Linked DNA regions of Mus musculus: region 2 is linked to region 1. A link is a loop called in an ENCODE intact Hi-C map of the cell type or tissue named here. Cell type or tissue: left cerebral cortex. All regions are shown on one strand.

What was found. Hi-C counts contacts between places; a loop is a spot of excess contacts. Peaks named below come from ENCODE experiments on the same cell type or tissue, not always from the same donor. Only the 100,000 strongest peaks of a DNase experiment are listed, where the experiment ranks them.
Region 2: a loop joins it to region 1, with 2.2 times the contacts of the local background. A loop is called at or near these places in 8 of 42 quality-filtered maps.

What each region holds. Positions count from the first base shown.
Region 1 is chr9:15,165,768-15,173,767 of GRCm38, reverse strand. No RefSeq gene overlaps it. Among named protein-coding and RNA genes, the nearest start is that of Hephl1, 58 kb to the right of the region's middle. In left cerebral cortex, a CTCF peak has its summit at 3,846 (motif pointing right); a DNase peak (open chromatin) is centred at 3,848.
Region 2 is chr9:15,040,993-15,048,992 of GRCm38, reverse strand. Panx1 (pannexin 1) reads left to right here and starts at 3,515. Exons shown (of 5, transcript NM_019482.2): 1 at 3,515-4,136. The coding sequence starts at 3,956. In left cerebral cortex, no CTCF peak of the experiment used is centred here; DNase peaks (open chromatin) are centred at 3,540 and 4,407; H3K4me3 peaks cover 1,574 bases; H3K27ac peaks cover 1,324 bases.

The DNA.
Region 1 (8,000 bases):
GAGCTGCAGGTAGCAACGCAGATTTGCATTTTAGGCACAGGCTTCCTCTGGGGGTGCTTGCTGGGCAGTGGAGACACAGAAAGGAATAGGAAGAGGTCACAGGACACTGCTTGAACCAAGACAACCAGATGGATCTTATTTCACCTCTCGTTTGCCATTGCTGTCTCTAGCTTTTTCTCTACCTACATATGTACCTACCATGCCTCCAATGAGACAGTATCATCCACAAATCTAAAGGTTTCTTGTTTTCAGCAGCACTATTTTATAAAAACCCATTAGCTGATCTGTAGGGAAAGATCGAAGGACAAGTTAGCTGGGGCTGCCGAAGGAGTCAAGGCAAAGAGTGATGGAGATTTAGAATAGGTAATAAGACAAAAACAAGCTGTGTCCTGGGGAATGGGTACTGGCATGTGATGACAAAGGCGACTGTTGGCTACTCAGATGTGTTTTTCCACCTGGTAGTCTGAGGTGAGGCACACACTCAACCTTTCAAGATACTGCTATATAACGCCAGGATGGCTTCAAACTCTTGATCTTCCTGCTCCCTCTAGAGTACTGGGATCATGGATGTGAACTACCATGTCTGGTTCAACACAGTTGGTTTTAGAGTCTAGATTTAAGATGACAGTGCACCCTGGGAGTAGGGGGGTGATGATGGGAGGCAAGAGGTATGTATCACTGTTAAGACATCTAATTTGCTAAAATCAAAACAGCAGACATTGTGACAAGCAATTTAGGTGGCTCATAAACTTCGTGAGATCTTGATGTGTTCTGGCTTGTAGTTACATGGTGTCTTGTAAAAGGAGTCCTGGGACAGGAAGATCATGAGTGGGAGTCCATTCTGGGCTGCAGAGTGAGAACCTGTCTCTTTAAGATGTATTTAGTAGTTTGTGTTCTGACAATGGTATGGGCAGACTCAGCAGGACCATAATATGGGGCAGGTTAACGCCAGATTGTGGCATGGCTAGAGGCCACTCAGGAGCCTGATACTAAACAGAGGGACTCTAATAGCACAGGTGGTTTCTGTGTTTCTCAGGGGGTATGGACACACACACACACACACACACACACACACACACACATACCAGAGCACTAATGTGAATGGGATAGTGATGACCTGAGCTCTACAACTTGTTTTAGCACTGGAAGAGTCCTTTCCTCTTGCATGGAGTTGGAGCACCTTTCCCAACCTCTGTCTCTAGAATGCATAGCCTTTGCATTAAATCCTGGCTGTTGGGGCTCAGGCTGATTCGATATGTACTCTTTCCAGGCCAGGTTCTCAGACTGCTCACATGTGGGTCTCTGTTCTTCCTCTCCTCTCTATTGTCTAGATGTTGATGTCCTAGGACACACTAACATGTGCTTTCAGACTTTTAACCAGGCAAGTAGGTCCCAAGCCTTGGCAAGGTATGTGCTCAGGCTCTATGAAATGAGCACAGGTCAATTCTGTAGGTGTTCACAGCTCAGCTCTCTCCCACGTGACCCCTGTACTTCCATGGGTTTTCCATCTTGCCGGCATACAGTGACATCATGCTATCTTCCTGGCACATCTTGTGTAAGCAGGCACGTGTATGCTTGTGTGTGTGTGCGCGCGCGTGCGTGCAGGTCAGAGGACGATCTGTGCACTGATTTTTCCAGAGCCTTTTCCTTCTTTCTTTACTTCCATTCTTTTTTCTTTCTTTCCTTTCTTATCCTGGTCTCTCAGTGACCTGGAGCTCACACCATTTAGCCCAAGTTAGCTGACAGGTGACCCCAGTGATATGCCTGTCTCTTCCTCGCCGGCACTGGGGTTACAAGCAAAAGCCATAGCACATAGCTTTTAAAATATGGGTTCTGGGAATCCAACTCAGGCCCTGAGCTGTCTCCAAAGCCACCAGCTTCCTTCAGGTTTCTTGCCTTTTGTTGTCGTTTGTTCTCAGAAAGGGTCTGGCCATGAAAGTCAGCCTGCCTCCAAGTTCACAATTCTGCCCCAACTTCTTGAGTACTGAGAATATAGGGGTGCAACCCCCATGTCCACATTTCAAAAATTACATTTACTTATTATATATGTATATATGTATGTATGTACACGTGTGCATGTATCTGTATACATGTGTATATGTATTTGTGTACACACACACACACATATATATACACACACACACATATATATATGTGTGTGTGTGTGTGTGTGTGTGTGTGTGTGTGTGTATACACATGCATGCATGCCTTAGCATTCATGTGATGGTCAGAGAATCATATGTAGAAGTTAACTCTCTCCTACCATGTGGACCTATGTGCTCTCTCCAGGCCAGGACCCAACTCAAGCTGTTAGATTTAGCCACTATGTCCAGCTTTGCTTTGTGCTTCTGGGGGAGGGAGGGAGTCTTAAGGAAGAAGCAGAGATGAGCATATGTGTAGTCCCTTTTTAAATAGTAGTCCTTTTTGCTGTGTAGCATGTGCTTGTAATCACATAGGAGGTCAAGCACATAGGAGGTCAAGACAGGAGGATTGCGAGTTTTGAACCAGGCAGAGCTATAAAAAAATCTTGTGTCAAGAAAAAAAAAATCAAAACAACCATGAAGGTTAATTCTGCTTGTCAACTTTATCCATCTGGGATGTGTCTGGGCGGGTCTGTAGGGAAGAGTGACAAGGTGGGTGGTGCCTTCCTGTAAGCAGTGCTGGGAAGGAAGAGCAGAAACTCGCCAGGAATCTTGGAGGCTTTCATCACCAAATTAGTGCTTCTGAGGCCTCCAGCTTTGTGCACTTAATGGCTACTGGGTCTTCAAGCTCTTTAGCATGAGGACAGCCATTGTTGGAGTACTGATGCCTGTGTGTAAGCCACTGTAGTAAAGCCTCCTTTATAATACCTGCATTCTATCAGCCCTTTGTCTCTGAGAAACTTACTAATAAACCAACTGAACCTGCTGGATTGTCTTCAGAATCAATGCTGCAGAAGCAAGACTTCAGAAATAGCTGTTTTGTTGTTTGAGATTCCAAGCACAGATCACACATGGTTTGCATCTGTTTTTCATGAGCTGTGCAGTCAAGTAGGAAGTGAAGACTGTAATATAGTAAGGACAGAGGAATGGTTCTCTCCAGCTTGCCCATGAGCCACTTGTCTACTTTCCTCCTGGCTGGAATTGAGCTGGGGTGGGTTGTGTAAAGGAATCTGACTGATGGTCCAGTGCATCATAGGGTTAGATGAGTGGTTCTTCCAACTCCTAGTGAGTGTCCTAGGGCCTTAAAGTTTATTTGTAACTCGGCTGCTCTTCTGGATCAAGTATGAAGAGTTCATCACCTCAGCCTTTCTAACAAGGGTTCTAAAATCGCATTTCCCCTCAGATGTAGATTTTACTTTGATGCTGGGAAATTAGTTGATAATGTGGTGCTGAGTTCAATTTCTTGGGTGAATGTTTTTTATTTTGTTTTTCTTTTAAAATCTGGATATGGTGGTATATTCTAATAATTCCAGGACTGGAGGAGAGGAGACGAGATACCTGATGCTCAAGGGCCTAGCCTAGATCAATAGGTGAGGTCCAGAGGTCCAGGTCAGTGAGTGCTCCTATTTCAAGAAAGGTGGCTGCTTCCTAAAGAGATACCAGAGGTTGTCTTCTGACCTTAATGTACACACCTGTCACACACACACACACACACACACACACACACACACACACACACACACACTTTCATTTATCTTCTTTTCCAAAGATCAATCAAGAGGAATTTGGAATGCTTGTTGCCTTTTTAAGCTCTATTTTCCATGAAGTCAAAGGAGCTTTGCTCTGAGAGGCTCTGTCCTGTTAGGTGGATCCCACCAGACTTCTGGATAGTTATGAGAAATGCATTCACAACCAAATATGACCATTAGAGGGAGCCCAGGTCTTGTGCAACCATAGAAGGACAGGAGTGGGGGTGGGACAGAGTGACAGAGCGCAGATCCTTACTTAAGTTTAGATTTTACTAATTATAGCCATGTTTGAGAACTATATCTCTGTTTCCAGGGAGCTCACAGGTGAACCCACTACCTTGCAGGGGTTCTTGAGAAACTGTTACTAAAGTTTAGGCTCAGTTTGGGTATAGGGATAATGCTTATCATTAATAATAATAATAGCAATCAAACGTGTCTAGGAGTGTATAGAGGAATGTATTACGGTCGGGGAGACCCAGAGACTCTGGACATGCTTTGCAGTATGTTAGTGAGGGCAATTCTGGGATGAGTCGCTGGGTCTACAAGACAGGGAGGGTGGTGGCAAGGCTCTGGAATGAGTGGCATTCCAGCATGGAGAAAGGAGTCAGTCTGCAAGCCAGAGGGTCCTCAGCAGGACCCAGGGCTGCCGTACTGATGATGGATTTCCCAGATCTCACACCGACCCCACACAGGCTAGGTGAGCATTGTGCACCAGGGATTCCCCCAGCCCAGAAGTGATCTCTGGTCCCTGCATGCTCCTTAGAGCATCAGTTTGTTTTTGAGATGAATGAGGAATAGAGCACTGGGTGCTGTGCTTGGAGGAGGAAAAATACAAAAAAGTCCTTATCCCAAACGTCCTGCTCACAGAAATAGATGTTTGGTATTTACAAGCCCAACATGTGCCAAGGTGCAGAGATGTCATTTTGGCGCTGGCCCTTTAGTTCCCCATCCATGGAACCGGCTTCTGTAAAGCCCTGGGAGGGTCTTTACCTGCCAGGACTCCCCGAGTGAGACAAGGAGACTCAGATTGATGCAAAAGCAAGAGGTTTATTTTTCCGGCTCATCAGGATCGACCTTCAGCAGTCTCTCAAGCAAGAGACCAGAGGCTATCCTGATTCTAAATTACAAGCACCTTTTAGACATTTCTTTAGGGGGCAGATTGCAGTGACAGCAATCATCCTTGGAGAGTACCTTCCTTCCCCAGAGGGCCCAGGTGGCCTTTGGCCAGTGTATTTTATGTTTTTTCTAAGAATTATTTTATCAGATTTTTGGGAAATTGTCCTGGGCCTGGGACATGAAACTCTCCCTTGGGGCCTAATGCCCTTTCCTGGAGCCATCTCAGGGTTGGGTAGGAGTTGCTTAGTCTTATCCTTCCCCCCACTTTCTTGTTTGAGCTCCAATCACGGAGCTCTTCTTTCCTGGTAATAAGACTCTGCTAGCTCATATTCTTCCTCTCCTGATCTTTGGATTGCCTTAAAACCACCAGCTGCACAGCACTTATCCTATCTTTTACAAAGGCAATCAGCTTGTTAATAATGCAAGGGCCAAAACTGAGCTCAAGCAGCAAAATAAAAATGGGACCCAAGGAAGAGGAGATTAGGGTTGTCATCCACGAGGAGGAACTAAACCAAGATGCAAACCAACTTTGATTCCTCTCTCTCTCTCTCTCTCTCTCTCTCTCTCTCTCTCTCTCTCGTTCGGCTAGCCCATCCCTAACCTTGGCCATGGAATCCTTAACTACCCCGGAATGGTCTATGTAAAAGCAACATTCTTCATTGAGGGCAGTGCACAATCCTCCCTGTTGGAGGAACAGTAAATCTAACCCTTTTCTATTCTGTAGGACCACTTCTGACAGAGAGGTCAGAGACTCCCGTAGGTGGGAGATCAGTGTTTCCATCCTCTTAATGTCCAGATCTATGGTGGCCCTGAGGTTCTGGTATTGGTGACCTTGTAGCACCAAGAAAGAGGTACCAGTAGCCACTCCAGCCACTCCCAGCCCCAAGAGCAATGGCACTGTGAGCACCGTGAAGTGTTCCCTTCTTGTTTGATAGAGGGTATTGTCTCATCTATCTAGAAGATCTCCATAGGGGTGGTCAATAAGCATTGAGATCAATTTGACCAGTATAGAAATCAGAGAACTGGTTGAGGATGTAGTGCACACAAGGGGCCAATCCTGAGGCACAAGCCCACCATTCATATTGAGGGGGCAGATAGTAGATGGGAGTGTCACTAGTGGCTGTGATTTGTGAACATTGGTGGAGCTGGGTTGGTGGGACCTTACCCACACAAAGTCCTGTCTCTGTTACAGCTTACAGGGCCAGCTTCGTCTTCGCTGCCATTGGCATAGTAAGGCATTGGTTAATGAGGTCACCGAGCCATTGAAGGCTATTCCTTCATAATATGGTGGGGCTACAGCATAGCAAAGCTAACAGAAATAGGGGGCATTAGGGTTGGTTTCATTGAGGACCTGGAAGGCCGTGTCTATGAGCATGGTCAAAGGGGATGCCCAGTCACCTGAACCCCCTTCCAGGGCTGAGGCAGATATCATGGGCAGCAGTGGGTTGGACCAAAATGGGCTGGTTGGGAGCTAGCACTGGGTTAGGTCCCAGCTGTATGGAGGGAACTTCTAATTTCATGCAGATGGTGAACAGGAGTCTGTTATCGTACTCTCCCTTATATAACCATAGGCCCCAGGTTTTTCCTTTGGTCCAGTCCTAGGCTTCCTTTCCCTTTTGAGTAAACTGTATAACAACAGTGTTACAGGTAAAGGACAGATGGGGGCCTTCTCCTCTCCAAGTGCCCTTAGGTTGGTCGCTAAACCCTGAGGGTTGTTGATATCCCTCACATTGGCTTTTACTAAGCCCGCCCCCCATATGGTTCCTCCTCTCTGATCAGATCCATGAAGAGCTAGGTCTCCACTATGTGCTTCCCAATGTTTCACACCCCCAGGTAGCACAGAAAAAGTGGGTGGCCCCACACTGATGGGCCTGCTGTTGGCTTTTCCCATCTTGGGAGCACACATATATGGGGGTTTCTAGCAGAGCATTCCTCAACTTAAGGTGTCTGTACCCTAAGCCCCACCCTGAAAGGCCACTTTTGGCACATGGTTTAGATTTGCAAGTCCCTCACCCCCCACATTTGGATAATCCCTCCCCCTGTGTCTCTAGGTAGGGATATCCCAGGAGTTAAGGCCTGCCACTAACTTACAGAGATCAAAGACAAGGTCCAGCTACCAGATATAAAGTGGGTATTCCTCTGTAGTGGACCAAGCTACATCCCCAGTGGCTGAGAATACTTGTCAAATCACTTTGGTAGGGTTGTGGGTGGTGCTGAGACTCAGTGTGGGAAGGAACCATAGCCACCTCATGGTTTCTCTGGCCTTGCAGAAGGGTGGGTGATTCTGAGCTTGAGGGGATTGCTCAGGTGTCTGGCTGCTATCCAGCTGGAGTCAGGTGCAGGTGCTAGTCTGATGTGAGTTATGTGAACCAGGCAGTTACTCCATCCACTTTAACGGAGGTCGCGGTGGTCAACATCACCAGGAACGGCTCTTTCCACTTTGCTTCCAAGTTTTCAGCACAATGCCTCTTAACATATACCCAATATCCAACTTGGTACTTGTGTGGAATCTCTGGGGTACCTACATTATATAGGGCACTATGTTTAGGCCACAATTTTTGGTGGTTGATCTGGAAAGCTTGTAATCGAGCCATAAGATCCTTGTCAGCCTGAAAAGTCACTCTGGAGGTGTGTCAAGAACCAGGGCCAAAGAAGTGGGGGTCCCATATAGGATCTTGAAGGGATTTAAATTGAAATGATAGGGGATATTTCTGGCCCTAAACAATGCCATGGGAAGGAGCACCACCCAGCCTGTGCTAGTCTCTAAGAACACTTTGGTTAAGGTCTCCTTCAGGGTCCAATCTATCTTTTCTACCTGCCCTGAACTTTGGGGACAGTATGCACAATGGAGTTTCCAATCTGTGCCCAGAAACTTACCCACTCTCTGGCTTACCTGACAAATGAAGGCTGGCCCGTTATCTGAGCCAACGGTTTTAGGCATACCAAATCGAGGAAGTATCTCCTCTAGTATCTTCTTCATGACCGCTCGTGCGGTTTCTCTCTTGGCGGGGTAGGCTTAGGTACTTATACCCATATTTTCCTGGTCTGACTTCAGTAAAATCAACTTCCCAAAATACCCCTTAGCCTTTTTCCTGATGGTACCTTGGTGGGATAGGTACTTACCTGACAAGCTTCACAATTTCTAGCTATCATGTCTGCTAGTTTTCCTAGGTTTAAAATAACTACACCCAACCCCTGTTCTAGTTTTCTACAA
Region 2 (8,000 bases), 120 kb after region 1:
CGTCTTCTCCTTTGTAGCACGAATCAAAGCATGTAATTTCTGTCTGTTAGCTCGAGTTTTGTCTGCATCTTGGCTGGCGTGAAGGTTCCCTGGAAGTGAGACCTTCTGACCCGTACTGCTCGCTGCTGCACCTACAGTGCAGACATCATACAGTGCAGACATCATACAGTGCAGGGCAGTCGCTCAGCAAATAGTACGCCAGCGAGTACTTGAACATTCACACAGCGCAGCCAGTCTGGTGAGCTTGACTATTTTGGCTTTGACTGTTCTCATTGCTAAAGATCTTGAAATCAGATGGCAAGCATGGCAAGCAAGCAAAACCAAGTTTGGGGAGGCTGGCTGTAAGAGCAACCCCCCCCCCCCCATGGATCACTCTGTAGCCAAGAAGGGATCGGGGCAGGGAAGACTTGATGTCCCCAATGCTCCTTATAATTATCAGAAGGCAATGTCATAAAAAAATAAATAAAAACAGAGGACATGAGAAATGTGCCCCCCACCACATGCACAAATATTTCTGTAGTGGTTCATTATTGGAACCAATGCACAATTCTATTGCAAGATGGCACTGAAGAACTTGAATAGAGGAGTGTGGGTATATGAGAACTCTGAATCATTTATTTGCCCACATTTTCTGAAAATCTGAAAACAAACTAAAATCAAATTGAAATCTGGAGTTAGGGAGATGGTTCATTGGCAAAAGGATTGTCATACAAATATGAGGGCCTGTGTGCAGCAATGAAAGGAGCCGGGTATGTCACGTGGCCGTGAGGGCAGCTGGGGAGATAGGGGCAAGGGGGAACCTGCCACTCGCTGGCTAGCTTGTCTTGCTCCCCGAGCTAATGAGCTCCAGCTTCAGAGAGCAAGAGACCTTGTCTCAAAAATGAAATAAAAGAAAAGAAAAGAAAGTAAAATAAAGCCGGGTGTGGTGGCACATGCCTTTAACCCTAGTACTTGGGAGGCAGAGGCAGGCGGATTTCTGAGTTCGAGGCCAGCCTGGTCTACAGAGTAAGTTCCAGGACAGCCAGGGCTACACAGAGAAACCCTGTCTCGAAAAAAAAAGAAAGAAAGAAAGAAAGAAAGAAAGAAAGAAAGAAAGAAAGAGAGAGAAAGTAAAATAAAATAAGCTGGGGAGTGATAGAGGAATATTGCTCACATAGACCTCTGCTTTCCACACAGAGACAAACTTTACACTAAAACCTAGGGTCTATTTTGAAAAATAAAGTAAAACACTTTGGCCATGCTTTCACTTGACGTGTTAGAGTCCTGAGATTATTAATGGGAATGGTGTACAATTCAGGAAATGTTGTTAATAAAATAACACACCCTTATTTGATAGTCTTATGTAGCCCAGGATGCCCAAAATTCAGTGTGTAGCCATAAGTGACCTTGAGCTCTGGGCCTCCTGTCTTTACCTCTCAAGTGCTGGGACTGCCAATGTGTGTCACTACACTCCTCTGGTATTCCGTTGGATTCTAAGAACAATCTGAGGGGACCCTATCGAACCATCCTTATTTGGGTGACAGACCGAGGCTTAAGAAACGAACTTAGGCACTGGGCTCATGGCTTTTACCTTCTGTTTTCCTCCCAGGAATGTTGGCTCAAGCCAGAGATTTTTTTTTTTTTTGTCTGATTTTTTTTGAGTAAGGAAAATGGTTCCCTCAGCTCTCATACCCAGCTCTTGTACCCATTTGTTTCTACCATCGGTCGGAGGCTTTCTTTACTTCTCCTGCACACCTTGGAAGCCTCATTGCTTCAGCTCTCCTTCCACGCCCCTCCACACACTGTTGAAGAGCAAGGGCTTTAAAGCCCAACTCTGTACAGCACTTCCCTCTGCCACTCCCTACAAGTTCAGACTATGCTCCGGCCCCACCTTCCATCATTGACCCCACACCAGTGCCAGGCGTCTCTTCTTCCCAGTTCCCAACAGCTTCTCTTTATTCTCTCTTAAGCTCATCAGTCTTTGACTGATGTTTTAATGAACGAACAAAACTGCCAGGGTGGGGGAAGTTTATAAAACTACTGCGAGACCCAACCGAGAGCCTCAGAAGTCCATGTGTGATCACTGAACAGATACGCAACCCACTATCACCGGCCCGGCCCAGAGTGAGCTGGGTGTTAGAGAACTGGGGGCACCAAGAGAGTGCCTGACTCATCCCAACTAGGGGAGGGGTCATGCGAGGCTTCTCAAAGGGGCCATTTCTCCTCTTGGATGAGTTGATCTTGGCAGAAAGAGAAGAGAAACTGCGTGTGTGACTTACTGGTTCCTAGAAAATACTCAGGACAGTTCTGCCTGCCCCAAACAGACTCGTCCCCTCAGGCTGTGAAACCCAGTGTCACCTCAATCCCATGCCACATGCCTTTCGAGGAACAGACAGGAGTGGGAACTGGGTCACTTAAAAACCACTCAAGGTGAAAGAGATTCACTTAGGACCGTCTGAGTAAAATTAATTAAAGCATGCAAGTACCACTTTTATCTCCCAGCACTCCATAGCCATCTGGAGAAAGATTAGGAGGGTCTGGAGGATGCCTTCCTGTAAGCAGTTAGGGATGGGTGGGTAAATTGGGTGCTGGTTGCTGGCTGTGCAGGTGGGGAACGGTCAAGTCTGCCATATTTAGAAAAGAGAAGCACATCAATTCAGAATTGGTTGGCACAGCTGTCAAGAGTGATGGAAACTCTAAAAATGGAGTACCCGGCTTCTACTTTGGGTGCCAGCACCAACAACAATGGTTTGGGAAAGGTAGAAGACAGTAGTTGAGGTCTGAGAAAGGATTGTGTGAAGCATTGTCAGCACAGGACTGCGAAGGTCTCTGATGGTCTTTAGAGGTCCAGTATGTGGGCCTTGGAGTTACCCTACTCAGACCCCGCTGATGTACACAGCCCAGGGAAGGCGTCTATGCTTGGCACATTCACCTTCCAAGGCCGTTTGCCGTAAATGGTTGGAACATTTCTTGGATGCTTCATTGTCTACTGTAGGTGAGGTATTCAGAAGGAGCTCACCAACACCACATACACAGCAGTTGGCGCCTCAGGAACCATGACTACTGCTTTAGACAGGAAGGTAGAGGAAAGGGCAAAGGGCTGGGCATGCCCTCCCCTTACAGAACTCTGGAAAGATGCAGGCCCTCTCTACAATATACTTTCGGTCATCACCGCAAGATTATCTCGACCTTTTTCTGACACCCGTTGTTTTTGAAGGTTTTTTTTTTTGTTGTTGTTGTTGTTGTTGTTTTGTTTTGAACAGAACCCGGATTGCACCCTGGAGTGTGGCGCTGTGGTTGAAGCGCTTGTCTAGCGTGCAGAGTTGCACAAGACATTGGTTCATCTTCAGCATCAACGCTCTCAATGGTGGACAAGGCTTAGAAAGGGGCTAGCTCGTGCTCCGGGGAGGGAGGCTGTCAGCAGAAAGGAGTGCAAAACCACACACACACGGCTCTAGGGTCTTGTGCAGCCGCGCCCACCTCGCCCGCGTCAGCGCGCTTCCGGAAACTGCTCGCCCCTGGGAACCCGGTTTTCCCCGCGTAGGTTCCGGAAGAGCTCGGTTCTGTAGCCGAGCGCGCAGGGCGGGCGCGGGCAGCTGTAGCGAAGAGCTTTGTTCCCGGCACGTTGTTGCCCCTGCGCGCTCGGAGTGGCCGGAGGGAGTCCTGGTGTCGCGCGCGCCGGGCCCGCGGGGGCTTAGCACGGGAGTGATTGCTACCGCCGGAGCTCCGGGGCTCGTGCACCCTGCGTTGCTTGGGGCGGTCCCAGGCAGCTGCAGCTCCCGTGCGGTCCCTGCGGGGTAGGTGCAGCGACAGCCAAGGCGGTACAATGCTGGGCCCGCCCGGGAGCCCGGGAAGGGAAAGCGGAAGCCGCGCGCCCGGTCGGTGACCGCGCGGATTCGGCGTCTCGCCCCGGCTGCCGGCAGCACCGGCGCCTGCCCTCGGCTGCCCGTCCCGCGGCACCCGGTGCGCCTTGACCATGGCCATCGCCCACTTGGCCACGGAGTATGTGTTCTCGGACTTCTTGCTGAAGGAGCCCACCGAGCCCAAGTTCAAGGGGCTGCGACTGGAGCTGGCGGTGGACAAGATGGTCACATGTATTGCCGTGGGTCTACCTCTGCTGCTCATCTCGCTGGCCTTCGCTCAGGAGATCTCCATCGGTGAGGCCAGGGGCGCAGGGGCAGTCTGGGCTAGGCTGGCATTGTCTGAGGTTGGTTGCTGAGAAATTTCACCGCACGCAGCTGGCATTTCCGCACGCCCCTCCTAATGTAGCGATTCTGAAGCATTATTCGTCCATGTGTAACCTGGGTACCTCTGTTGACTTTCCTAGTATCCTCTTTCCAGTTCCTTTGTCTCCTGCGCCTCATTATTGTGGCTTGGAGTTACATTCAGCCTGTTGCTGCGAGACGTGCCAAAAACTGCTCTCCCTACTCCTCTCTCCAGTAATTGTACAGTCACCTATAATTTCCTGAGTGGGTCCAGGGAGGATGTAAAGACAAGCGTTCCACATACAGGGTGCTGTTTCACTGTCTTGCCTTTAAATGATACTTGAGTTCTGTCTTAGGGTTATGTGTGCTGGGGATTAACTGCCCCTGGAGGCAGGAGACGTCCTCAACCTAAGCCTTGCAATGAATGAAAGATGAAGAAATGACCCAATCCCCTTCATATAAGCTCTCATTTCGCCCTAATAGTTTAGTGCAATTCCAAAGGCTAGCGTTGTGGGCAAGATCATGATGCAGAGTGAGTGGTCCTATTTATCCTAACTTTTATAACCTGAGTGAGGGTGTGAATTGCAGCTAAGTAGCATAGCAGGTGGGGCAGGACCTGGAGGAACACCTGTGTCAGGTGTGGGTAGCCCCAGATGAGACTGTTCAAGATTTTGAGATGAGACTTACATGTTCCCCGAAAGGAAGCTCAAAGCGCTGTGTCAGCCAAGAGTAGAGGGCTTCCTCTGGGAAGCTGAGGGTATATGGGCCTGGGTCAGATTACTACAGAAAGCACATGCTCACTCACCTGGGATTGGGAGGCTGTTGACAGACAGGCTGACAGCAGCATTCAGTGAGTCATAGTGAGGGCACATAGCTTCTGGATGTAGGAGGGGCTTCTGGATGTAGGAGGGGCTTCTGGATGTAGGAGGGGCTTCTGGATGTAGGAGGGGCTTCTGGATGTAGGAGGGGCTTCTGGATGTAGGAGGGGCTTCTGGATGTAGGAGGGGCTTCTGGATGTAGGAGGAGGGGAGAGCTGGACCTGCCCTGGGGCATGCAGGTGAGAGGGCTTCTGCATGGATGAGGGGTGAGCGGAGGAAGGAAGATGGGTCCCCTGAGGGATGAGGGAGGGGCTACAGAAAGCTGCTTGGCACCTAGATTCTAACAGACCTTGGAGAGAAGAGGGTATTCCTGCATGAGCAGGCTGGTGGGACCTGGAATTGAGGTAAGCTTGGTTAGGAAAGGCCTGGCGTGTGTAGTCTGTACCATGTATGGCTGAGTTGGTCAGGGTGGCAGAAAGTTGCTGAAGTAATGGTGCAAAGTTAGTTTTCTATGTTCCTGGTTCTTGGGATGAAAGGAAAACCAGGTCCCAATGATAGTTTCTGCCTTCTAGCTGTGGACTGAACCAGATGCCAGGCATCAAGTCCCCAAGAATAAATGTCCCTGTGCTGAAGAAGCAAGTCTTGGACACCTGGTGCAGGCAGAGGGACGACAGGGAAGAGCTGATCACTGTCTGTAAAGTCCCTTGACTGGATGGGCTTCTGAGGCACCTGATGTGCAGGGCCGGATGGATGTGCTGTGTGGAAGGCATCGTGGGGGGAGGCATGAAAAGTGGGTTCAGCCAGCAAGGGTCTGCTTCTGCTGTGTGCAAGCCTTGCTGTGCTCTCTGGGGGATAGGGAGATTTCTGAGGCATGGCCCTCTCTCTACCTGTGAGACTTTACCATCGAGATAGATACTGTCTGCTCACTGGTGACTTCCTGCTGTCTGTGGCTTCAGGATGAGGCAGCTGTGGGAACTATGAGCACCAGACTGGCTGGCTCTTAGGTGAACTCTCAGGCTCAGGCAGATGCCCCTGTCTTCTGAAGGGCTCAAGAGTTTCAAGGGGAAGATGTGTGTGTGGGATAAAGAAGTCCTGGGAGGTCAGTGTTCATGGTCAGTGATTAATTTTGCGCAGTTTAATTGTGTGACATTGAGGGCAAAATAAACCAAGAGAGAGACAGACAGAGAGAAAGAGATGTAATAACTACAGGGTGCTGGCCAGTTTTATGAAAATTTGACACTGACTAGAGTCATTGAGAAGAGGGAACCTTAACCAAAAAGATGCCCTGGTCACATTAATGATTGGTGTAGGAGGACCCAGGTCACCGGACAGTGCTACCTCTGGCTAGATGGTCCTGGGGTGTATAAGAAAGCAGGTTGAGAAAGCCATGAGAAGCAAGCCAGTAAACAGCACTTCTCCATGGCTTTTGCTTCAGTTCCTGCCTCTAGGTTCCTGCCCTGATTTCTGCCTTGACTTCCCTCAGTGTGGTGAGAGAGCTGTAGGCTGAAATAACCTTTCTCCCTCAACCTGCTTTTGGTCACAGTTTTTATTACAGCAAGACAGTATTTATTAAGTAAGACAACCAGAGATAGTGGAGCCGTTTAAATGAAACGAGCAGTTTGGCCACTACACTGCCAGGGAGGACAGCCCTGGAGTTTGGGTGAGGTAGGACCTGACAGCTCCAAGCATGGCCCTGGGACCCTTCCCTCTCTGCTGTTTGGAATACTCTTGTCACATAGCCTGTCCATGTGATGGTTTCACCTCCTAGGTGCCTAGCCTTTTATTGATCCATCCCTGCTACACAGTACATCAAGGCCACTTTACAAACTTTTTTTTTTTTTTTTTTTTTGAGTCAATGAAAGGTGATCCATTTGGGTACGCTCAGGTATTTCCCGAGCCAGGGGTGCAGCCTGCCAGTGCTTGGCTGCAGAGTGTAGAAACATGCAGGATTTAGAGTCTGCCTTTCAGGTATGACCCAGCAGAACAGTGGGACATGGAATACCCTTAAATAGTATTTTATTAGATGGGCTTTCTGAGTGAAGCCAGGCTATGCATCAAAGACTGCTGTGGGGTGAGGCAGAAGGAGGGGTTCCGCCACTCGCAAGAGCAGTGAGGGGTCAGGGCACAGGTGATCAGGGCACAGGATCGAGCTTTGAAGGAAGATTCCTAGTGTATGAGGCAGGGTGAGTTGGAGTTAGGGGTAGGAGACTTACATGGCTGCCAGAGCTCCAGCAGCCCCGCTGCCTCTGGAGTGGGCGTGGCCATTGGTGTGGAGGTGGGACGGGCCACTCTGTGCTTTGTAGTGTGCATAGGAGGATGGATATAAAATTAGAACTTTTAAATTCAACTAAAACTAGAGCTTGTTCATCACTGCCCTTTCGCGTCGCCTTTCCTCTATTGATGAAGAAGAGCGTCGATGAAAACTTGATTAAAAGCACCACTCTGTGTTGCCCCTAACCCAGTGCCCCGCTGTAGCAGCTCACACAGGCCCAGGATGGGGGGCGCTGTCGGGGCCGCTGAAGTCCACAGTGGAAACAGCATTGTCTATCTACTCACTGGGCCTTGCTCTACCTATGACTTGTAGGTTCTTCAGGAGTGATGTAGGCTAGAGAAACTGATAGAGCTTGCCGAGGTCAAGGTGGCTTTGGTAGTCTTTGCAGACCCCTGGGTCTAGGGCTGCTCACTGGTCCTAACTGGCCGTACAATGGCGACCAGTACATATGGAAGGAGCTGCTCTTAACTTCCAAGTCTTTGCTCACATCTTGAAGACTTTAGTCAGTGAACTAGAGCTTGTTGAGTGAATATAAGAACTCAGAACTCAGTTGGGCAACTGCTGTGGATAGTTCTGAGACTTCTTCGCACTGTGCAGAAGACAGGTGAACCATGATGGTGCCACTGGCGTGGAGAAGAGGGTCTGTGCCAGCTGCTCTACCAACCCTTATCTTGCCATTCTTCATCTGACATCCAGGCCTCTGCAGTGTGTGCTGGGCACGTCTTA